Regions from separate parts of the Homo sapiens genome. Here all the other regions are linked to region 1. The links are chromatin loops, found by intact Hi-C in ENCODE. Cell type or tissue: mammary epithelial cell. All regions are shown on one strand. Region 1 has its middle 6.7 kb from the start of LINC01985. Region 2 has its middle 260 kb from the start of RBMS3-AS1. Region 3 has its middle 180 kb from the start of RBMS3-AS1. Region 4 overlaps TGFBR2 (transforming growth factor beta receptor 2). Region 5 has its middle 110 kb from the start of RBMS3-AS1.

Region 1 (5,000 bases):
GATTGCTTGAGCCCAGGAGTTCCAGACCAGCCATGGCAACATAGAGAGACCCCATCTCGACAAAAAAATAAAATAAAATGATTAGCTTGGTGTGGTGGCACACACCTGTAGTCCCAAGTACTTCTTGCGAGGCTGAGGTGGGAAGATTGCTTGAGCCCTGGAGCTCCAGGCTACAATGAGCTGTGATCGTGCTACTGTACTCCAGCCTGGGTGACAAAGCAAAACCCTGTGCCAAAAAGAAACAAAAAACAAAAAAAGAAAACAAACAAAAAAGACTTAGATTTAATACCCATTACAAACTCTGCATGACTATAGGGTTTAAAGTGCAAACATGGAGGGTGGAATGTTGGGAACCTAGTCTGGAAAGGTAGGCATAAAGCAGGTCATCATGAATCCTTAATTCCATGACGAGGAAGTTGGCCTTCATATCACACAGCAGTTCTGAATTTTCCAATAAGAAAAATCAAGTACACGCTTAAGACATCAATTAATCAGAAGGGCAATTATTTTATTTTGAAATTGTTTGTAAATTTTCAAATTACCAAAGTAGTTATTTTAGGAAAATACCCCAAACATTGAGTTGCTTTTACCCTTGTTTAATGTCTTAGCATTGCTTTTGTTTTTGAGTTTCATATGGCAGGATGAAGGTAGGTAGAAAACAGCATGAGCTCATCAGTGTTTTGGGTAAATAAAAGCTTTCAGGTCCTGCTGTTGAATATATGTGGCCTTTGAAGAATGTTAACATGAGCAAATACAGAAGAGAAAACATGGTGGCCAGGGTTAGGTGCCTTATTTTAGTGTCGGACAGAATAAAGTAGTGCATTTTTACATTCACTGACCTCTCTGAAATACATACGATAGATAGCATTTTGGTATTATAAAATTGATATTACAAAATATTTAAAATTGCTCAAGGAAAAATATACTAGATCTGTCAAAGTTCCTGGCAGGAAACAGATGGCACATTCAAGTAGAATAATTCAAAACAATTTACTAAAAGGAACTATTTAGTGAAGTGGGAATAGGAATCACTTTGATTTAAGGGAAATCAACAAGGAATATTCAGGGGCTAGTACATTAGGAAGCTCTAAGCACAACCCATAAGCCTGAAGGGACCAGGGGTGGGAGCAGTAAACAGAACCCTGAGAGCCCAGCTGTAGCTGTAGAGAAGATCGTCAGACTAGAGCTGTGACCTTTTATGGAGGGATATACGCAACCTGTGTTAACCTAGCATGAAGGAAGCTAGACTGTATCTTGTCCCCATTTTCCTTTGGCCTTCTGAGTTTCTAACAATGTCTCCTCTTGGCTGAACTTAAACAGAAGCCAGGGAATTAGATTGTGAAATGATGGGTCCATATAAGCCAACTTTCCCTACAGAAAGCAGGATGGAGAAGGATGGTAAGTGCATGTGGAGAGTCAAACAGAAAATATCCAGCGTAGATATATATATTGCAAACAAACATCATTTAAATAATCATTTAGCTGCTGGGTGCAATAACAAAATTCTATCTGTGCAAAAATACAAAAATTAGCTGGGCATGGTGGCACGCGCTTGTAGTCCCAGCTATTTGAGACAATGAGGTGGGAGGATGGCTTTAGGCCAAAGCAGAGGTTGCAGTGAGTTGAGATCTGGTTACTACACCTGATCTCAGAGCAAGACCCTGTCCGTGCCCCCCACCCAAAAAAATTACTTACTTTCTACATCAGGGGCCAGTAAACTATGACCCATAGGCTAAATCCAGCTTGCAACCTGTTTCTTGAAATAATGTTTTATTGAAACACTGCCATACCCATTTATTTACATCTCATCTATGGTTGTTTTTGGCAGAGTCTTTAAATCTGAAAATATTTACTATCTGGCCCTTTACCAAAAGCCTTTACTGACCACTGCTCATAGTAAAAAAGTAGGCTTTCTCCTTTTAAAAAAGTTTCTTAGCGATAACAACATACTCCAGAGTTATCCTAGTTTTTTGACCTCTGCCATCACCAAATATGTATTACTTTCATGATACATATTTCATTTCAGTCTTAGTTTTTCCACAGATGAACTGTATTTGTGTATATATGTATATATATATATGTGTGTGTGTGCGTATTTGTGTGTGTGTGTGTCTGTATGAGGAAACCAGCTTTAATCAGAAACACATCTACGAACTTGGAATGAATAAAAGTGACCAGCAAATAATTTAGGGTGACATATTTAGGTAGCCTTCCCAATTTACCTGGTTTCTCAGATTTTTTAAAAAATGTAGAATACTGTTTTTAAAATGACGAGACATTTCAAAAATATATCATTTCTCACTCCCCATATTCACCCAGCATATAATTATCTATGCACTTTGTCCATGGCAAGTATGACTTTTGACTTCATAGCCTCCCCTTCTTGATTTTCATTTGATGTTATTTTAATCTTCATATACTCAAAAGTGCATTATGAAGTTTTGCTTCAGGTTGAAGAGGAAGATTTAAAAGTTGAAAATTAATTATGTCCTGTTCTTCAAGTCAGATTTGAAACAATGCAAGGAGGGAAGGAGACAGAGAGAGGGAGCAGGAGCAAGAAGGAGAGAGAGGGAGAGAGAGACACACACAGAGGCAGAGAGAGACAGAGAACGAGAGGGAGAAGAATTGTTTGTAAATGAAGAAAGATTGAAATAAATGTTTGAAGATTTTTACTTTATGAATCATATTACTGCCTCCTTTGACTTTGGTTTCCAATGATTTTACCTATTATTTTGTAGTGCATTTGTGCTGAAGCTCTCAGATACTGCTCTTGCAGACCTCGGCCTGGATCTTTCTTGGTGCTGTCTCATTCCACATTCCCGAAATGTTGCAATAGGATGTATTACACAATCTGAGATAGCAAAGAAGAGACTAGACTTGAAGTGAGGAAGCTTGTCATTTAGCCATTCTTCAATATTTGCTGGTGGAAAGAATGAAGAAAGAGGTGGGCGGAAGGAAATAGGAGGGAAGGATGTATTTAACCACAGTAATGTACTGTATGCAATAAATGTGTATAAGAATGGCATTCTCGGTCGGGTGTGGTGGCTCAGGCTTGTAATCCCAGTACTCTGGGAGGCCGAGGCGGGCAGATAACCTGAGGTCAGGAGTTCGAGACCAGACTGACCAACATGGGGAAACCCTGTCTCTACTAAAAATACAAAAAAAATGAGCCGGGTGTGGTGGCACATTCCTATAATCCCAGCTACTAGGGAGGCTGAGGCAGGAGAATAGCTTGAACCTGGGAGGTGGAGGTTGCAGTGAGCCGAGATCGTGCCATTGCTCTCTAGCCTGGGCAACAAGAGCGAAACTCCGTCCCCCACCCCCCAAAAAAAGAATGGCATTCTCTTAAACTACATGTAAAACATTACAGGTCACAAAACACTATTTTCAAAGCACAAATAAAAACTTAATATACGTGTTTGTGTAAATGTGTGTGTTTTTGCAGCACATAACCAAATTTCTATGAATGAATAGAAAAAGGAAAACCCAATAGACAAAAACTGATAGTTTAGAGATGAATGAAATACAAGTGATTCTTAAATAATAATAAAATGTGCATTTTTGTTTGTAATAAGATAAATTCAAATTAAAATCATCGAGGTAACAATTTTTATCTTTCTTACTATATAGTTTGACTCTACGCACCTCTTTCACATTGCTGTATAGGAGTGTAAATGGTTAGATCTTTTTATGGAGAAAAATCAGAAGCTTGTTTTTTGTGTTAAAAATGACATACAGTTTGACCCCATGATGACTCAATTTCTAGAAATAATATACTTCTCTATGTAAGAAATGACATCCATACAATAGCGAACAGTATGAACATTGTTGTATTATTTGTCATAGCAGAAGGTTACTATTATATAATGCGATCTAGAAGATTGCTTAACAAATTAGGAATGCAAAGAACAATATATTAGCCTACAGATCTATGTTCCACTTCTGTAATTCCTCCCTGCTGCGAAAACCTCAGGGGCAAGGGGTCTTCAGTATGTCATTCTTCTTTTGAAGATTACTAACTCTTAAGTTACAAAAAATGCACAGAGTGCAAAATTGGGGAGCTATTATAAAGAATGCAGCAGCTCTATATTTTCTGGAATGCAATAAAACTTTTTTTCTTACAGCATTGGTTTTAATGATGAAATTGGAAAACATTACAAAATCCAATAATAAATAATTAAATTAAAGATAATATATCTGCCTGAACTCAAAAAAATCAGCAAGAAAAATACCAAATAATCCTATTAAAAAGTGGGCAAAGGACATGAATAGATAATTCTCAAAAGAAGATATACAAAGCCAGGTGCAGTGGCTCACACCTGTTATCCTAGCACTTTGGGAGGCTGAGGCGGTTGGGTCATGAGATCAGGAGATAGAGGCCATCCTGGCTAACACGGTGAAACCCCATCTCTACTAAAAATACAAAAAATTAGCCTGCTATGGTGGCATGCACCTGTAGTCCCAACTACTCGGGAGGCTGAGGCAGGAGAATCGCTTGAACCCAGGAGGCGGAGGTCGCAGTGAGCCGAGATCACTCCACTGCACTCCAGCCTGGGTGACAGAGCAAGATTCTGTCTTAAAAAAAAGATATACAAATGGCCAATAAACAAATGAAAAAATGCTCAACATCACTAATCATCAGGGAAATGCAAATTAAAACCACAATGAGATACCACCTTATACTGGTAAGAATAGCCATTATTAAAAAGTCAAAACACATAGATGTTGGTGTGAATTTGGGGAGAAGGAAACATTTATACACTGCTGGTGGGAATGTGTATTAGCATACCCTATTTGGAAAACAGTATGGAGATTCCTTAAAGAGTTAAAAGTAGATCTACCATTGGATTCAGCAATCCCACTACTGGCTATCCACTCAAAGGGAAAGAAGTCATTTTATGAAAAAGACACTTGCAAATTTATGTTTATGGCAGGACAATTCACAATCACAAAGATGTGGAACCAACCTAAGTGCCCATTGACTAATGAGTGGATAAGAA
Region 2 (5,000 bases), 310 kb after region 1:
AAAATCCTTTCCTCATTGCTTGTTTTTGTCACATTTTTCAAAGATTAGATGGTTGTAGATGTGTGGTGTTATTTCTGAGGTCTCTGTTCTGTTATATTGGTCTATATATCTGTTTTGGTATGAGTTTCATGCTGTTTTGGTTACTGTAGCCTTGTAGTATAGTTTGAAGTCAAGTAGAGTGATGCCTCCAGCTTTGTTCTTTTTGCTTAGGATTTTCTTGGCTATATCTACAAGGAACTTAAACATATTTACAAAAAAAAAAACAACCCCATCAAAAAGTGGGCAAAGGATATGAACAGACACTTCTCAGAAGGAGACATTCATGCGGCCAACAGACATATGAAAAAAAGCTCATCATCACTGGTCATTAGAGAAATGCAAATCAAAACCACAATGAGATACCATCTCACGCCAGTTAGAATGGCGATTAAAAAGTCAGGAAACAACAGGTGCTGGTGAGGCTGTAGAGAAATAGGAATGCTGTTAAACTGTTGGTGGGAGTGTGAATTAGTTCAACCATTGCGGAGGACAGTGTGGTGATTCCTCAAGGATCCAGAACCAGAAATACCATTTGACCCAGCAATCCTATTACTGGGTATGTACCCAAAGTATCATAAATCATTCTACTATAAAGACACATGCACACGTATGTTTATTGCAGCACTATTTACAATAGCAAAGACTTGGAACCAACCCAAATGTCCATCAGTGATAGACTGGATAAAGAAAACGTGGCATATATACACCATGGAATACTATGCAGCCATAAAAAAGGATGAGTTCATGTCCTTTGCAGGGACATGGATGATGCCAGAAACCATCATCCTCAGCAAACTAACACAAGAACAGAAAACCAAACACTGCAGGTTCTCACTCATAAGTGGGAGTTGAACAGTGAGATCACATGGACACAGGGAGGGGAACATCACACACTGGGGCCTGCCGGGGGGTGGGGGACAAAGGGAGGGAGACCATTAGGACAAATACCTAATGCATGCAGTCTTAAAACCTAGATGACGGGTTGATGGGTGCAGCAAATCACCATGGCACATGTATACCTATGTAACAAACCTGTACATTCTGCACTTGTATCCCAGAACTTAAAATAAATACATAAATAAACAAAAATAAAGGTGTCTTTAATTTTGAAAAACTTACAAATTCTAAATGTTGTTCCTGGTAGATGTTTCTGACTTCTGTCCAAGATGGTGCTTCTGAGCCCTACTGGACTCCTTTGGTCTTCTTTTTTTACTGAGGGTGGCATTTGCTAACTTTTTACCCTGTGTCAGATCTTGCGTGTGCTATGACCCATTTCTCAATTGAGTTTCCATCCCTTTCAGATAGGCCTGGAGATGTGATTAGGATAGGAGAGCAAGTTGGAAGTTTTGTTGTTGTTGTTGTTGTTGGCTCTTGGTTGTCTCAAGTGAGCAATTTGCGTTTTCAGGGAACCACAACCTAGGAACTGGAGCCACATATGTCTCAATGGAATCACAGCCCCTCATCCGCATACCACAAAAAAAATCCTTCTCTCCTAGTGGGAGGAAGGGAATGAATTGCAGAGAAACATGGGGAAGGAGAAAAAAAAAAGAAATTATTTTTGGCAAGTTTAGATTCCATAAGCATGTTAACAGTTGTTGAAAGTTTTTAACAGGCAGATAGAATGGAGGGTTAAAAACTAATTATTACTTCCACAATTCTGTAAATTTAAATAAGGATATTGCAAGAACTGCCCCGATACTCATTATAATTCTGGTAAAATTAAAGAACATGAAGATCTCTTAAAATGCACCTTTTTAAAGAAAGCTACCCAGACGGAACTGTGAAGTAAATCTGAAGTTACTTGTAATTCCGGCAGCCTCACTACCAAGCTCTGTAGCTCTGGGATACACAGCGTCTTGTTGTGGGATACATTCCATTCTGTTTTTTTCACCTGCACAGTGAGGAGGTTATATCATTACTTAAAAACTTCTCCAGTTTTGAAATTTTATTATCCCATCTTTCCATTTTCCACTAGTGCTTCATTTAAAAATAAATGAATCCAGAATTAAGCAGCCCCACCCATTTTCTAGGGACGCATTTTTTTTTTTCTTTTCAAATAAAAGTGAGTTTAACTCAAACTTGGCCTGCGCATACCCTGCCTCTTTTTAACTTTGGAGATAAGCTTTCTTTTCTGAAAGCTTATATTAACACAATAGCCAACAGGTGGCGCTGCAGGCCTGTGCCAGTTTACAGTCCTTTGACATCTGTGTTTTTTTATAGTAGTAGAATACATACATCTCTGTATTTCTTCAACCCAAAATAACAGGGTCTAGTGAAATAACCTACCCTGTACTAAGTATAAGCCCCAATGATTAATAATCTATTATCTGCTTGCAAATGAATCTGACAGTGGTAGAAATTTATCACCCGAAAAACTTGACACTTATAGTTGCTTGTGTATCTTGAAAGGGGCAATTTTAGGTACACCAAAAGGCATATTCCAGTCCAGAAACATATAGTATGATGCTATTCTTGTAATGATGAAGACAAGGAAAGGTGTTGTATCTATTTACATATCATCATTCATCAGCCAAATTTGCAATGCTTCCATTTTTAATCAAAGATTTGTTGCATTAGATCTGGTAGTATCCTTGGTCATAACTGAAAACACACAAGCTCGTGTTATAGATGGACTAGCAGAAGATCCACAAATGTTGTATGATCCCTAAGAAACCATGGCTATTTAATAGCATATCTCAAATGATAATTGAGATCTCTTCTAAGCCCACCTTGTCTTGGGAGAACCTGAGCTCATTGAAGGTAAGTTCCCGGACTCAGGCAAATCCCCATCTCAATTTCTCCAATCTGTAAATAAATAAGTAAATCTATCTTTGGGATTTGCCTGATTTGCCTTTCACATTCACTAGGATAGGTTACAAACGTTGGAAACTGTTACTCTATGATTGTCAGTTCCAGAAAATCAGCTTGGCTTATGATTCAGCAAAACAATCTGCAGGCACACTTTTATGACACAATCTATACCTCCTGGACAAGTTGTACCAAATAAAGAACTTGCCTAGAATTCCTTCATTCAAGATCAATAAACTGACAAAGAGTGCAGCTGTTTAAGCCTTTAATCTACAGAGGAGCAGAGAAGCTAGCAGTGAAGGTGGATGGTGAGGAAACATCTGCTTTTCCTCTTTCTGTCATCAAGTATAGGGCCTCTTCAGGGAAACTCCCACTTGCTCCAACTGATCTGCAGCTTTGACTTCCAAAAGGGACTGATTCTGACCTCCCTCTCACCTCTGACTTTCAGCCTTGCCAACCTCTGGGATCCTGGAGATAGCTTAATAAAGGTCATCATCACTCAGATTAACCTGTTTTCTAAATTGCTGTTGTTTGAAATGGTTTAAGCAGCTGCCTGGGAATGTGGAGAAGCGTAGACTGAAGATCTGGAGTATTGGTTTGGTTTGTCATTATCCTTCCCCTGTCTCATCCCAGAAAGAGTGAACCTGTGGACGTTCCAACAAACCATAATGCAGAAAGAGTGGATATTTGTCTGTCAAGTTCTAATTAATAATAATGATAGCTAATAGTATATATCAAGTATATTTCTTTACTTTTTACCACAACTTTAGTGACTGGTTTTAGTAATTCCTTTGCAGCTGTGAAAACTGAGATTAAGATAGGTCTAATTATTTGTCTGAAGTCACAGTCTTAAGAACTAACCAGTATACTAGCTGCAAGTGACTCATATCACTATAAATGGTGGAACCAGAATCCAATTTCGAATTTGTCTAACTCCCTAGGTTTTTTGCTAGTGAGCTGACTGAAATGTATAGCCATTGCCTGGAAGCACAATAATCTAGAATAATATGGTATTTTAAAAATGCTAAATCCAGCTGTCTTAGTATAAACCATAGCTCCTTAAGATGTATTATTTCATTAACTTATTTATTTTTTTTTTCTTTTTTGGTTTGTTTGTTTGTTTTTGAGACAGAGTCTCCCTCTGTCGTCCAGGCTAGAGTACAGTGGTGTGATTTCAGCTCACTGCAACCTCCGCCACCCGGGTTCAAGCGATTCTCCTTCCTCAGCTTCCTGAGTAGCTGGGACTACAGACATGTGCCACCATGCTTGGCTAATTTTTGTATTTTTAGTAGACACGGGGTTTTACCATGTTGGCCAAGCTGGTCTCGATCTCCTGACCTCGTGATCCACCCACCTTGGCCTCCCAAAGTGCTGGGATTACAGGCGTGAGCCACCACGCCCAGCCAACGTATTTCTTTTTTGGTATATCTGTTGTGTTCTTAATGAAGAAATACATAATGTTCTTAATGAAAAAATAAATACATAAAAGAAATGCAGTGTGCAGTCACATTGTTGCAATACAAAGCACCTTTTCAAAATTCAGACATCTAGGCCTGTGAAACCTGAGTGGGAAGTGCAGCTTCAAGGATCAGGGCCCTGGGTACAGAATAAAGTCAGACACTTGAAATTTAAATCCCAGTTTTTTTCTTCTCTATGGAGAATGATTTTTCTATGTTTGTTCCTGAATTCAAAAGTAAAAAACCAGAGAAGCCACAATTTGCATCTTCCCTCTTGTGCACCTGGGGAAAGTATCACACAGATGCAGATTGAATATGTTTATATCGCAAAAAGGAAAATGATGATCATATTTCAACTCAGATGTGATCCATTTGGGTGATTGAGTTTTACGATTTCTTTCTGTTTTCTTCCCAGATAAGTTCTGCAACAGTCAAGAATGTTAATGGCTACACGAAAAACTTCTATTAGCTTAAATTAGTAAGGGTTTATTTTTCTCATGTGGCAACAATGTTAGATATAGGGAACTGCCGGTATTGTTCAGCTGGAAGGTGTCAGTGCTGACTTTTATGACTCTCAATCTCACTTTCAGATTTGGGCATTAGATGGCTGCACAAATATTAGACAAATTTCCATTTTGAGGCAGAAAGAAGAGAGCAAGGTAGCATCATTTTTGTCTTTCTTTTTTATTAATAGAG
Region 3 (5,000 bases), 400 kb after region 1:
CCTCCTAAAGGGCATTGGGAAGTGTTATTCTCTCTTCTGTTTTATGGAGGAAACTGTATAAAATTGTTTTTAACTCTATTTTAAATATTTTGTGGAATTCTCCTGTTAAACTGCCTGGGCCTGGAGATCTATTTTATGGGAGTTGTATATTGATTTTTAGTTTGAGGATTTGATATAAATGTGGTAATAAATATGGAGTGTAACACATAAGTAGCAATTTTTCTCAATAGGGTGGTGTAGCAGGTGTGTTAGCAAATCACCTCATTTCTTTTGGACCTTTATACCATTTCTCTGCACAGCTGCCTGTCTTCGAATGGCCAGAACCTGCATCTTTGCTAGCAGGCTGTATTGAAACCCACATAGCTCACATGTAAGGTTGACAGGAAAGACTGAGAATTAAATCTCCCGTTGCCCCCAAGCCTTTAACCAAAAACTGACAAGTACAGGAATATAAATACCCCAGTTTCCCTGCCCTTCACTAGATAACGCTGAGGAGTATATTTTGCATCACTTCTAGAGTTTTTCTGCAGGATTAGGCTCCAGTTATCCATTACAGAAACCAGCTTTATAATACCCCCTTTATTGTTTGCCTTTCCTCTCCCTAGCTCTCTACCCCTCACCTACTTGTGTTTCTTATGCTTGCCAATAAACTGCCAGCACTCAAATGTTTGCTTCAGAGTCTGCTTTGGGAGAAGTCCAACATAAAACATTTAATATCATATATGAGTATCTTATGCATATGGAACATGGTGATTGAAAACTGATACTATAAATTGCGAATCAGAAAATGCTATAAGGGAAAAATATGGAATTTATACTTAGAGTCTATATTTAGGTCCTACGTGTGTGTGTGTGTGTGTGTGTGTGTGTGTGTCTGCATGAATTATGCACAAATGATAATTCTATGAGGTGCATTAAAAGTAAATTTAGTGGAAATAAGTGTGCTATTTCAAACCACATTTAAATGGAACAGCATTCCAGGGTTCCAGTCATGCTCTTGGCTGCCTATAGGAACTTTTGTTCAGGTCCTAGGGTGGAAATTTACTGAACATAAGCTAAAATTTCTCCAGAGCTTTCTTTCCTTAAATAACACAGGAAAACCAAAACAACAACAAAAGTACTAGTGAACAACACCAGTGGAAAGGCAAACATGACTACTATTTTTAAAGTACGAGATGATAATTTTGTGCAATAAAATTACATCAATTATAAACTGAATATTTGGTAAGCAACTTGGGTATTTTCCTTAACAAAAAGAAAATTTTGTGCTTGTTAAGTAAAAGTATGGATAAATATTAAAAATCTTTCAATGTTCTCTTCTCAGCACTCTCAAATACAAAGGGATCATGGGTACTTTCCTGGAATAATATGGAATTTTGAAGTTTGGATCAGGAATAAAGGTGGTAGCTGTAATTTTTAGGGCTGATAAGACAATTCCAGGGGAGATGCTAACATATAGAATGGGTTAACTTTCCAAATAGTTGTTCATCTGAAGGGCTGATGCTGAGAAGATAAATATAGTATGAAAACAGATGAAAAAAGACTTTGGAAACCAGATGACAGGGAGAAATAAGGAGAATAATATGGAGCTTGGATCAATGCCTGAGTGTATGATTCAGGGAGAGGCAACATCTTTATCTAAATGCCTATAGACTCAGTATTGGGTGGGGATAGAGTGGTGAATGTGGATAACCTTCAGGAGCATTTCGTTTGTTTGAAATGCATGCAAATATTCATAAATACAGATCCGTTTCAACTATGTCTTTTCATATTACCTCAGCCCCTCGTAACCTAGTTTCTTTTGCAAGAATCTTTTGGGCTTCTTATCTTGTTTCATTAAGGGCAAAACTTTGAGAGAAAGTATCAGAAAAGGATTCTTACACTCTTAATATCTGGTATGTGAAATAACTAGATACAATATTTTAATACATAGCAAACTCACTTTGGAAAAAACTATTGAGATAAAAGTTGCAAATTTGGCCAGCTAGAAGTCCACCTGTCTGTGTGATTTCAGGAGACCCTTGCATGCAAATGTCATGCTAATTCTGTGATAGTGGTTCCTTTCATTCTAACTGAAGAGCTTTGGGATCTTCAATATAAATTGAATTTTTCATTAATATGAACTTCAACATTACAATGAGATTGTACACATATTAACTAAATGATCCTCAAAATAGCTCGATGAAGTAGGTCCAATGAATTCTCATTAATCTTTTATTACAGGTTAAAGAAAGGTAACTTATCAAGGAATTTTATTTTAAAATTCAAATATCCCTGGGAATCAGTGCTATAGAATAACTTAGAAAGAAAAGAATACTGGCCTGGTGCCTGCTTGAAATGAAGGTGAGAAGAGAATACGACATGGAGAATGAGAAGGTGCTAGGAAGCAAACTTTTTGAATTTTATGATTTGGCTAGGACCTTCCCTGAGTGAAATCTAGTGCTTCAAGGCATGACCACACTTACAACACAAACACTTTAATTGTGAACTACTCAAAGCATCTCTGCAGTTTGCCTGTTCATGCCATCCAAAGTTTTGAAAAAGAGGAAGAAGAAAAATTGTTTTTCTCTCCCTTAAATGTCTGTGGTATTTGGCCTTGTTGTTTAATTCAATTACTGTAGAAGGCTTGCTTTCTCCACCTAGTGGCCAGAAAAAAAGAAGATTTTTATCTATGGAGATGAAAAGAAGCAAGAAAAGGCAACAGAATATGTAGAGTAATAGCAACTATAATTTGTTGAGTATTTGTGCAGGTGCTGTGATAAATGCTTTACATATGTTACCAATCCCCACACCCTGGGAGACAGGAATTATCATCCCACTTTACTAAAGCAAAGAAAAATCAAGTGATGCCCAGGTTCACATAGTTTGAATATGGCCAGAAATATATATTTGAATATAGCCAGGAATTTAACCTAAGTGTATAACTTCAAAGCCAGTTTTCATCTGCATTAATAAATTTGCTTTCTGGAACACATGGTTGCTAGAAATTCTGTCATTTTTTTTGGAAATAAAGTCATATGATACATATGATCACCAAGCTTTAAGACAAGCCCAAATAGAGTGAGAAGGGGACCTAGGACTGAGCACTAAGGAACTCCAGCGTAGGGGTGTGTGTGTGTGAGTCTAAGGGGAAGTCTAGTTCCTTATTTCAAAGTAATATTTTATCACTTTTCATTATTAAGCAGTTGTACTATTGGTTCCACTTTCTCTTATTTGCCTTCCAAACAGAATACCTCAAAGGAAAAAGTACTTAAAACCAGTAAACTACACAATATAGACCTAACAGATTCCACAGAAATCTCACCAAAGCAATTATAAGATATGGAGCATATGGATTGCAGAGAATAAGAGAGGACAGGAGAGGAGAGAGGAGAAAGAAAGGAAGAAAGAAAAAGAAAAGAAAGAAAGAAAGAAAGAAAGAGAGAGAGAGAGAAAGAAAGAAAGAAAGAAAGAAAGAAAGAAAGAAAGAAAGAAAAAGAAAGAGAAAGAAAGAGGAAGGAAGGAAGGAAAAAAAAAGGAAAGAGCTTACAGTCAGATAGGATGGCCAGTGTTCCCTACCTCCAAAAAAGTTAAGTTCCAAAAAGCAAAATTTTTTTAATTTTACCTGTACTATGCAAGACTTTTCCAGTACTTGCTCTGATATTAAGCAAAATGAGATGGCACATTTGGAAGTGGTTGCTTCAGATTCAGGAATAGGTGATGACATGAGTTTCATTTGTTCTAATCATTGACCGAAACTTCTATTTTTGCTTAATGGAACACAGGACATATGATCCATTCTGTGAGTAAGTAGAGAGAGAAATAAAAAGAAAACCAAAGGTTTTCTCTCTATCCTGGTCATGTTTTACTGATTTGTTTAGCTTCTAAAACTAACTAGCTAGCTGATAAAAAATAAAATAAAATTATGACCTAAGGTACATTTAAGCTGAAAACCTGAAATGCACTTCTCCCTCTGCTGCACAGATCCTTCTGGAATTACGTTTCTTATTTGGTTAGTGTTTCATACAAAACAATGGGGTTTCTCGTGGCGAAGACTTTCCTTGCACTAGATTAGCTCTCAGTAAAATATACCGAATCCAAGTATCTCATCTTAAGGCCAGTGGTCCTTAAAGTGTGGTCCGGGACCACCAGCATCAGCAACTTCTGGAAACTTATTAGAAAGGCAAATTCTCAGGCCTTGCCCCAGGCCAAGTGAAATGGAAACTCTTGGGTTGAGGCTCAGCAGTCTGTGTTTTAACAAGCCCTCTAGGTGATTCTGTACCTGTTAAGGTTTAGGAATTACTGTGTTAGGTAGTAATGTTATCTTCTACAAGGGAAGGGCAAGGTCTAGTAACAACAAATGGCGTAAAAGAATACATCACTTTCCCAACATTTTAAGATTACATTAGTACTCCAGAAATCAGATGCAATCCTGGAGAGGAGAAAACACAAATCGATTGTGATTCAACTTTCCACCAAAATGTGCCAGGTAAAATTGGTGCTTAAAATAAAATTTAAATTGAATTTGAGAAAAAGAAAACATTGTTTCTTGCATGTCTGGTTTTGTGGATTGAGATTGTGCCTGCCACACTATAGTGCGTCTACTATTTACTGGTTATTAAGACTGCTGAGCCCTGTAAATTGTTGTTAAATCACTGCAAATCCCCTCCTGCTACTGCAAAAACATATTCATTAAATTAATTTACAAAATGGGGTATAAATCTGATGATAAGCGACATGATCATTAGGAATGCATATCACGGTAACATAAGAACTGCCATTTCATAAAAAAACACATCTAATCTTGAACCACAAATCTTTACAGGACTCACATTATCACTGTAACCACATTTCCCTTATATTCCACCCTAGATATAATTGACATTTTCTTAAGTATGGAGAAAATATAATAATTTCCCGTTATGATTTTACATGCCAATGCAATTATACAAATTTTTCAATACAATAAAATATAAAGATGTTAAGTTGATTAAACAGAATTAACCTTCCTTCCCCCAAAG
Region 4 (5,000 bases), 120 kb before region 1:
CCAGCACTCTGGTAGGCCGAGGTGGGTGAATCACGAGGTCAAGAAATCAAGACCATCCTGGCCAATATGGCGAAACCCCGTCTCTACTAAAAATACAAAAATTAGCTAGGGCTTGATGGTGCGTGCCTGTAGTCCCAGCTACTCAGGAGGCTGAGGCAGGAGAATCACTTGAACCCAGGAGACAGAGGTTGCAGATGGCCAAGACTGTGCCACTACATTCCAGCCTTACGACAGAGCAAGACTCTGTATTTAAAAAAAAAAAAAAAAAAAAAAGGCTACTCCTTTCCAAGTCCTAGCAATCCCACTAAGGTTGGTAACTTAGTCTGTTTGGCTGCCATACAAAATATGTGAGACTGGGTGATTTATAAAGGACAGAAATTTTTCACAGTTCTAGAGGCTGACAAGTCCAAAATCAAGGCACTGGCAGTTCTGATGTCTCGTAAGAGCCCCCTTTCCTGCTTCCAAGATGGTGCTTTGTTGCTGTGTCCTCTAGAGAGGACCAGTACTGTGTCATCACATAGCAGAAAATGGAAGGGCAAAAGGATCCAGGCTGGTTACCTCCAGCCCTTTTATGTGGGACTAATCCACTCATGACTTAATCACTTCCCCCAAATCTCCGTCTCTTGATACCACCACAATGGGGATTAAGTTTCAACATAAATTTTGGAGGGGAGACATCAGCCACAGTAGTTGGTGAGAAAAAAGGACAGTATTTACATAATGACAGTTGTCAATGGGCTGTGGAAAAGTCAAGATAGATTCCAGCAGTGATTTTAAGATGGAAAATGAGAACCATGCACACAGTCTTCAAGGTGCAATCTTCCAACATAGTTCTGGAACACAGCTGGCTCCTTCCATCCATGGGGAATGACCACATTTGTGTGCTGAAATAACATTTAGTACTAGAGATAAAACTGGAATAAGTGATCTAAACTTTGAAATGTTTTGAATGACCTTTGGCTACAAAGTCAAATTATAATGCTTTCTATTTCTTAAGACAACTCTTTATGGAAGTTCTAGTATGTACCTAACTTTGGCACCTTAGATTTGCCCCACACTGAATCTTATCTATTAAACCTATCTCATTCTGGGGTGAGAACCCAGATGTGTAAAATCGTATGGCCAGAGGTGACTGAGAAGTGCATTTTGACTATGTTTCATAGTCTTTTATCCATCTTAGCATAATCTTTTTACCAGCACCAGTGGAGTTGTGAACTCGCTCAATTTCTTGTGATGTCCAGTGTAAAAATGTATGCCTATAAATGTAACTCTTAGAAAGAGAAGCAAAAATGAGAAACCATGGGGGAGGAGGGGAGGAAATGACAAGCACAGTCTGTTTTTAGGACACTGTACTTGCTGTTCCCTCCAACTAGAATGCGCTTAACCCAGAGATCTGCCTTCTTCATCCCGATTTCATACCAATTACTGCTCAAATATCACATTATCAAAGATGCCATTCTTGACAACCGCTTCTAAAATTACAAGCATCTACCATTGTTCTCAGACCCTCGCGCTGTACTTATCTGCTGACATGTTGATAGAATCTTGTTTATTAGCTTGTACACATGGACTTTAATTCACTCTGTATTCCCCAAATCTCAAACATTGGCTGGCACACGGTGGTTGGTACTCTATAAACACTTGGTGATGGCTTTCCTATCCCTAAGTCCTCCAAAGCCAAGTTTCATACCTCTTCCTTAAGTTCCAAAGGAAACCTTATCTGCAGAAAATTAATGCATATTTGCTGTTGCTGGATAAAGAATAAGGATATAGTCACAGAGAAAAAAGGACATGTTGAGGCCAGGTATGGAGGGTATAAACAGTTGGTGAAGAGTTTTAAGCTCAAGGCCTAGCCTGTCTAACTTAGCAATAAAAGGAAGTCAGTTCTGAAGTCAAAGAGAGTTCTTCTTTCCCCACTGGGAGGAGCTGGTTCATGAAAGTGGAGGGCCAGAGCCAAGAGAACTCTCCCAAGACACATTGTTCAAAAGTCAAGGGCATAATCTAGATAGAGCTACACAGTAGCCATGAGGACACATGGATTTATAAATTTAAATTAACTAAAGTTAAATGAAATCATACATTCAGTTCCAAGTCAGACCAGCCATTTTCAAGTGCTTAATAGCCACATGTGGCCAGGAATAGACAGGATACTTTCATCATTGCAGAAAGTCCTATAGGACAACACTGATCTAAAGAAATTCAAAAGGACCTGCGTTCCTCGGCTTCTGAGGAGATCTGAAAACGAAGGCCCAGAGGGAAATGGAAGGAGAAGCAGGGCAGAGCTTGAAAAGTAATCGCATTGGAAAGGGCCCTGACTGCTGGCTTGGATGCCTTGTGTAATTAAAGTTCTATCCCAACTTCTTAAGGAATGAGTCTCGTATTAAATGACTGGCTGTCTGTAGTGTCACTGCTGAGGTAGGGAGAGAAGACAATTAGGGACAAGGAGTAGTGTTCCATGGAAAACACGTTAGCTATGAGTGGCAGCAGCAAAAGGTCTCAGAAGTGAGAGAAATGGACCCAACTAGGTTTGCAACAAGCTGAAACCTGTAAAGGCTCATGTCAGCTGGCACAACCTCTCAAAATGCAAATCCCTGAGCCCAAGATAAATGTAAGGCTCGTCTGACTCCTAAGGTATCAAGTAATTCTTATTAAGCCCCATTTCAATGACTGAAACCTAATGCAGAGCCCAGGCACACAGATTAAGTTTCCAGTCAAAGCCCACACAAGCCTAAAGAAAGGAAATTAACATTTTAGAGAAAAAAAAAAAAAAAAAAAAAAAAACCCACAGGCTTTTTCAAAGGCTTTTTTTTTTTTTTGGAGGATTTAAGTCACAGCATGCCAAATAAAGGTGAGTTTCTAGGAGAATACAGCACAGAGGTGACCAAGGTGGGTGAAATTTATTCACAGGGGAAAATCCAAATGCCTTCAGGGAAACCACTTTTGCAGGGTTCTTCTGATAAATACTGAACCCAATTAAAAGCATCCCTTCAGGGCAAGTTTTCTCCTAGGAGATTTCTATTGGCCGCTTTAACTTCCCTTTCCCCAGAATTTCCAGGAGAAGTTTGTAACGGTTTATAATCCCTACCACTCCATGCTCATAGACTTTAAGCATATTTTTCTCCCACAAGGCAGTACTATTTTTATAATCCTTTTAAGATTAAAACTAAAAACACAGATGATTAAAAAAAAAAAAAAAAGGCCTGGCTGCATCCTCCTACAATAAAGTATTATAATTGCAGTGCACTACTAAGTAGTATTTCCACAAACATTAGACTATCTGGTTTCCAGGACAAAGAAACAGCCTATAATTCCAAAGCACAGGAATGGAAAAGTACAAGTAATTTAATCTGTCCCACTGTGATTATAGGTGCTAAGAAATTACCTGAACGGACCTCTTTGGGACTTGAGAAGAATGGGGACTTTAATGATGCTCCATAACTGCCCTATTCATTATGATACCCAAGAGCCACCTGTGGCTATTTAAATTCAAGTTAACTGAAATAAAAATATATCTATATTTGAAATTCAGTTCCTTATTTGCACCTGCTACGTTTCAAGCCACATGTATCATCTAAGATGGTCTCAGACCCACTGTTCAATAGAACTTCCTGCAAAGGTGAAAATATCTTATACCAGTGCTGTCCTTAAACCTTAACACAGCCCAGGTATAAGATATTTTCATCTCTGCAGAAAGTTCTATTGAACAGTGGATCTAAGACCATCTTAGAGAGATAATTACATAATTTTTCCCAATTTCATAATAGAGATTATGAAGTAACAGCCTCCAAAATACAGGGTTTTTAGGCTACTGGCTACCTTCTACACTCAGGTGAACTTTTTGTAGTGGTTTACACATGTGTACCAATTGCCCTCATCTCCCCAGTTTCAAGTACATTAAAATGGCATTAGATGTAATAAAATACATGCCACTGAGACTCAGCTCAATTGAAACTTGAGTTTCTTCAGAATTCCAAACGATGGTGCATCTCTTTCTGAAACCTGAAGTGGGGACTTGTCAGGAAAATGTCTATGAGGGAGGCCTAGGAAAAAGAAGGCATTTTCCAAAATTAATAAATTTATTTCCTTGTTTTTTGTCACACCTTATTCCAGAGGTGTCTCTAGGCTACTGTGTGCGGAACGAGGTCTGGACAGAACCTAATGATAAATTGGGGGATACTGAAAGTCCTGGCACTCTAAGGAGCTTCCCCACACATCTTTAGATTTTTATTTCCCATGTGGGAAAAAAAGAAAGGGATTTCCTATCTTCCCATCACAAACTCCTGGCTTTGCAGTGGTTTTATTACGTCATTCCCCTACTTACAATCTGCCAGTGACTCAGAGAATTTAGCCCAAACTGGCACTTAAGGCTCCCATAATCTGATTACCTTTCTGCTGAATAACTCCTTTTATCAGAAACCCTTTGACCTGATAATTGCTGGCTTTCCTACCACCAAAATTTCTACCTCCCTACCAGATCTATCAGGTGGATTTTAAGGTCAAGAAGAGCATGCCCAAGGCAGCCTGCTCAGCCCCTGGAAGGAGTTCAGTGCCTTCACTGTTGGCTGTGAGGTTTACGTGATGGAGGGAAGAGACTCCAAGAATGGTGTCTGAAAGGATGCCTGGTGTCTGATGCTGCCCCTCAGGAGTGGTCCAAGGTGGTTCAAATACTGCCTGCTTTGGCCATGGCTGACAGAGCTGAAGAACTGCCTCTATATGGTGTGTGGACACACACCCCAGGCAGCCACTTGCCGGCTTCCCTCTGTTTCCTTGAAGGAAGTGGAGTAGCATGGCCCTGGGGCTAACAAGTGAACAATAGTGCCTGCCTTAAATCATACCCAGCCTTTCAGACCCAGGTCAAGTGTTTTCTCTTTTGGAAAATCATCCATTCCCCCCACTACCAGCCCCACCAAGAGTACTCTGCCTCCTCCGGTTTTGGTTTTTAACCATCTTTACTGTGAGGTATGCTTTTAGATAGGCCTGTATTTGCTCTGTTCTGCAGA
Region 5 (5,000 bases), 470 kb after region 1:
CTGAGATAGGAAATTTGTCTTGTAGAGCAAATTGAGTTCCATTTTAGAGATACTAAATCCTTTATTATGCTGCAATAGTTGGAGTGGTCTAACTGCTGTAACTAACAACTGCAATTCTCAGTGGCCTAACAAAACTTGACTCTTCTTTCCAGCAAAATCTGGTGCAAATGTTTCTGGCTGGTGAACCTGTGAAACTATCATCTTTTAATGCTGTCGGGGAAGAGAAAGAGCTCGGGTGATCGCACAGACCATGATACGGATGATACACAGAAGTGATCTGTGTTGATTCTAACCACATCCCATTAGCCCTATGTCTATCATACAGCCTGCATAACTGCAAGGAAGGTTGGCAAATGTCTAGTAAAACACAAATATGAAGCAAAGGTTTAGGTGGACACATAGCATTTTCTCCACTCCAGACCTCCTGGTGGGGAAATTCAGGAGACAGAAATGTCCAGCTGAATTAGAAATCTGAACGAGAGAAAACGTTCAATAATGTCATTACTTAAATGGTAGTTGAAGTCAGGATTAGGTGATTTAGGGGGCGCATAGACTAAGAAAGAATTGGCATGGAACCCAAGAGAATGTGTAAACATATGCAAAGGAGGAAGGAAGAGGCAGAGAGGAAACAACCAGAGACAGAAAGTTAAATCAGATGAGAGAATCAGTGAAGGAAGAAACTCTATGATGCCAGATGTTAGAGAAAGGCAAATCGAATTTGGACAGGAAAACTTTTCTATGTTGATCTTGGCAACTAGAAAGTCATTGGTAGCTTTCACATACAAGGATTAAGTAGGTTTGGAAGCAGGAATCAATCTCTGGGGGTTGTGGAGAAAGTGGGAAATGAGAAGTATGAATGAATAACAAACATCTCTTTCAAATCCTTAAATACTTTGAAGGGAAGGAGGGCCAGAGAGCAATTAGAAGAGTAGGGATGAATGGGTGATGGAGAACTCCATATATTTTCTTAGTAACCATTTCGTTTCCTATTTATATGAGTCAGAAACACTTAATTACCAAATAGATTCTGATCAATGTAAGCACACTGGTTTTCTGTAATTCCAGTGCAAAAGAATATACTGCTTTACTCAGACTGAATGCCCATACCAAGAGTTTTGAATTATCAATTACAACTTGCCAATTCTATTTACTATTTACGTTAATCTGGGGCCCCAGTGTGAGAGGCCATGTTCCCCATTAAATCGCTCAAACATGTAGCAGGCAGGAATTCTCATAAAATTAAATTTTGTAAGGGGAGGATTTAGATTTTGTAGAAAATGTAAAATAGTGTAGCATTGGGCAGGATTAGAATAAGAAAAACATGATATTGTGGGAAAGGGGAGGGGAGCCAGAAGAAAAATTATGTTTGCTAACAAAGTAATTAAATGCTCTGTGGAATATCCATTTAGTTATATATTTAAATGGTTTAATAATTTTTTAAAATTATAAAATATTTATTTTTCTTATATTCCTTTGTTTCAGTTTTTTTGGTAGCAACATTTAACATTCGGACTTACTCTCTTAACAAATTTTAGTAATTTGTTAATTGCTATATAAAAATAGAAACAATTAGGGTAACTATCCAGAGTCTCCGGGAAGGTGGGAGGGCGCTTTCAGGATTTCGATGACCACTCAGCCTCAAAGCTGTGTTGTCTGTGAGATAGCATTAGATACAAGATCATGTTGTTATCCAAAGTGATTGTGGAAAATATATTAAACTAGGGGAGAGGCTTAAGCTGTTTAAGAGTATTTGCTTCCCTCCTCCTGCACCCCTTGGTATAGGATTCATCAGTTCATAGGCCTGAAAGCTATCTCTTGGTAAGCCTAAAAAGTCAGAGCCTGGAGTTCTGATACCTTTGTTCCTCCTAATTGTGTCTCCCCAGCAGCACAAGTGCAGACATCCCTGACCACAGGCTAGGAAACTCACTTAATACTTTTCAGCAGCTTACCAAGAGGAAACAGGGGGAGGGAAATCACATTTTCACATGAGAAATTATGATCAGCTGTGATCCTCTGTCAGCCCATGAATTTCAACTGGTGCTGCATTTTCAAATTCACTATTTCAGTCCTAATCAGTCTGTGGAAAGCAGTCATGGGGGTTATACTTCACAAGCAGTTTGGCTTACTGAACACTCAAAGGAGACTGCAAGCGAGCTTTCAGCTGATAAAATTTGCTCCTCAGAGTACAAAGGGAATATAAGTAAATCTGTCTTTATAGGCCCAGCATTTGAAGCAAACTAAAGAATAGCTTGAAAGCATTTGATTGTCAGAGATTTGAGGCAAAGCCTGGATTTTCAATAGGCGATGGGCTGGGGCATCCTCTGTGCTGAAGGCGGCAGGAGTTTCTCAAAGCCCTACTGAGTTGGAAATGGAAGGACACATTTTATTTCTAGTGCTAAGAAACATCTGGAGGGGAAAGCCTTGCTTCTTGTAGTTTCCTTGGATATTAGAACCTGTTCTACAGAACCCACAAATTCCAAATACTTTTCCCAGATGAATCCCAAGAGGCAAAATTTTAGGTGGACTTTGTCATAGAGTTACTGTATCTAAAACAGCTTTCCATTACCGGACTTGGAAATAAATAACCTCATGGAAGTACACATATACATGTAAGATTAAGCTACTGTTTCCATTTTATTTTTGTTTGTTTTCCATGTGGGGGTAAAAATTTCAGAAGTGTATAGTGAAATTAATGTGTTTAAAATAAATCCTACCTTATTGAAAAATCAATAATACTCATTGTTGAAGTTAAAAATCTCTCTATGTTAGAAAAATGCAAAGCCTAGAAGTAGCTGCTTTAAATTATTGAGTTTATGTACCCAGACCCACAAGCACGCTTGCTGGATTGTAGTCTGTGGTGCCCTCTGGTGGAACAGAATCACTATCGTGTCTCTTAATCCTTAAAACCAAGTGTCAATGTTCAAAGAAATCTAGATTCATTTTAGACAGATGTGTCCTAGGATTTGAAAGACTTCCATGAAGTGTAATGCCAGCTGTTTTGGGGGGTGTGTGTGCGTGTGTGTGTTTTGTTTTGATTTTTCAATGAATAGAAAGTCCCCTACTTTTGAATATTCATCCTATGTTGATTTGTTCAGAATTTGAGGCTTCTATAGATACATTTTTGAGGTGTGCTTTAAAAAAAATTATTAAAAAGAATTCTGGTAATTCCCAATTCCATAGTTTTAGAAGTAGTAACATTTCTAAACTTTGTCTTTGATAACTTAGTCTTATGACTTGTTTGGTGTTTTTAACCACATAATCTAAAATTTACTACCAGTAAGAGAAATGCCTACTTAAATGGAATCATTGGAAATGATGTTGTACAAACAAACAAGTAAAATAACACCACCACCAAAAATGAGACCTATTGTGAATGCAAGCTTGATTTGCAGCATGTTTGCCCATTTTCACAACCATTGTAGGTTTGGGCCCTATTCATAAATAATACTGTTAATGGGAGTTCATTCATGATTTGGCTCTCTGCTTGTCAGTTGTTGGTATATAGGAATGCTTGTGATTTTTGCACGTTGATTTTGTATCCTGAGACTACGCTGAAGTTGCTTATCAACTTAAGAAGCTTTTGGACTGAGACAATGGGGTTTTCTAGATAGAGGATTATGTCATCTGTAAACAGACAATTTGACTTCCTCTCTTCCTATTTGAGTAACTTCTATTTCTTTCTCTTGCCTGATTGCCCTGGCCAGAACTTCGAATACTATGTTGAATAGGAGTGGTGAGAGAGGGCAATCTTGTCTTGTGCTGATTTTCAAAGGGAATGTTTCTAGCTTTTGCCAATTCAGTATGATATTGACTGTGGGTTTGTCCTATATGGCTCTTATTATTTTGAGGTATGTTCCTTCAAAACCTAGTTTATTGAGAGTTTTTAATATGAAGGGATGTTGAATTTTATCGAAGGCCTTTTCTGTGTCCATCAAGATGATCGTGGTTTTTGTTTTTAGTTCTGTTTACGATAAATTACATTTATTGATTTTCATATGTTGAACCAGCCTTGCATCCGGGGATAAAACTAACTTGATCATGGTGGATGAGCTTTTTGATGTGCTGCTGGATTCCATTTGCCTGTATTTTATTGAAGATTTTTACATTGATGTTCATTAGGAATATTGGCCTGAAGTTTTCTTTTATTGTTGTTGTATCTCTGCCAGGTTTTGGTATCAGGATGATGCTGGCATCATAAAATGAGTTAGGGAGGAGTCCTTTCTTTTCAATTGTTTAGAATAATTTCAGAGGAAATGGTACCTGCTCCTCTTTCTACCTCTGGTGGAATTCAGCTGTAAATCTGTCTTTTTCTGGGCTTTTTTTGGTTGGTAGGCTATATATTACTGCCTCAATTTCAGAACTCGCTCTTGGTATTCAGGGATTGAACTTCTTTCTGCTTCAGTCTTGGGAGGGTGTACGTATCCAGAAATTTATCCATTTTTTCTAGATTTTCAAGTTTATTTGCATAAAGGTGTTTAGAGTATTCTCCAATGGTTGTTTGTATTTCTGAGGGTCAGTGGTGAAATCACCTTTATCATTTTTTATTTTGCCTATTTGATTCTTCTCTCTTGTCTTCTTTGTTAGTCCAGCTAGCAGTCTATTTTATTTATTTATTTTTTCCAGAAAACAAGCTCCTGGATTTGTTGATTTTTTGAAGTCTTTTTCATGTCTATATCTCTTTCAGTTCTGCTCTGATCTTGGTTATTTCTTGTCTTCTGCTAGATTTGGGGTTTGTTTGCTCTTGGTTCTCTAGTTCTTTCAGTTGTGATGTTAGAGTGTCGATTTGAGATCTTTCTAGCTTTTTGATGTGGGCATTTAATGTTATAAATTTCCCGCTTAACACTGCTTCAGCGGCATACGAAAGATTCTGGTATGTTGTCTCTTTGTTCTCATTAGTTTCAAGGAACTTCTTGATTTCTGCCTTAATTTCATTATTTACCCAGGACTCTTTCAGGAACAAGTTGCTGAATTTCCACATAGTTGTGTGGTTTTGAGTGAGT

What was found. A loop is a pair of places that touch in the nucleus more often than their neighbours do. Peaks named below come from ENCODE experiments on the same cell type or tissue, not always from the same donor. Only the 100,000 strongest peaks of a DNase experiment are listed, where the experiment ranks them.
Region 2: it touches region 1 in a loop (7-fold over the local background); 4 of 110 quality-filtered maps call a loop at or near these places.
Region 3: a loop joins it to region 1, with 3 times the contacts of the local background. A loop is called at or near these places in 6 of 110 quality-filtered maps.
Region 4: it touches region 1 in a loop (2.9-fold over the local background); 4 of 110 quality-filtered maps call a loop at or near these places.
Region 5: it touches region 1 in a loop (5-fold over the local background); 3 of 110 quality-filtered maps call a loop at or near these places.

Annotation. Positions count from the first base shown.
Region 1 is chr3:30,509,657-30,514,656 of GRCh38, reverse strand. No RefSeq gene overlaps it. Among named protein-coding and RNA genes, the nearest start is that of LINC01985, 6.7 kb to the left of the region's middle. In mammary epithelial cell, no CTCF peak of the experiment used is centred here; a DNase peak (open chromatin) is centred at 2,906; H3K27ac peaks cover 2,555 bases.
Region 2 is chr3:30,196,495-30,201,494 of GRCh38, reverse strand. No RefSeq gene overlaps it. Among named protein-coding and RNA genes, the nearest start is that of RBMS3-AS1, 260 kb to the right of the region's middle. In mammary epithelial cell, a CTCF peak has its summit at 2,199 (motif pointing right); no DNase peak of the experiment used is centred here.
Region 3 is chr3:30,110,729-30,115,728 of GRCh38, reverse strand. No RefSeq gene overlaps it. Among named protein-coding and RNA genes, the nearest start is that of RBMS3-AS1, 180 kb to the right of the region's middle. In mammary epithelial cell, a CTCF peak has its summit at 2,621 (motif pointing left); no DNase peak of the experiment used is centred here.
Region 4 is chr3:30,626,310-30,631,309 of GRCh38, reverse strand. The region is part of intron 1 of TGFBR2 (transforming growth factor beta receptor 2); the gene reads right to left. It also overlaps the pseudogene KLHL25P1. Among named protein-coding and RNA genes, the nearest start is that of TGFBR2, 22 kb to the right of the region's middle. In mammary epithelial cell, a CTCF peak has its summit at 1,910; a DNase peak (open chromatin) is centred at 4,339; H3K27ac peaks cover 2,990 bases.
Region 5 is chr3:30,040,306-30,045,305 of GRCh38, reverse strand. No RefSeq gene overlaps it. Among named protein-coding and RNA genes, the nearest start is that of RBMS3-AS1, 110 kb to the right of the region's middle. In mammary epithelial cell, a CTCF peak has its summit at 2,854 (motif pointing left); no DNase peak of the experiment used is centred here.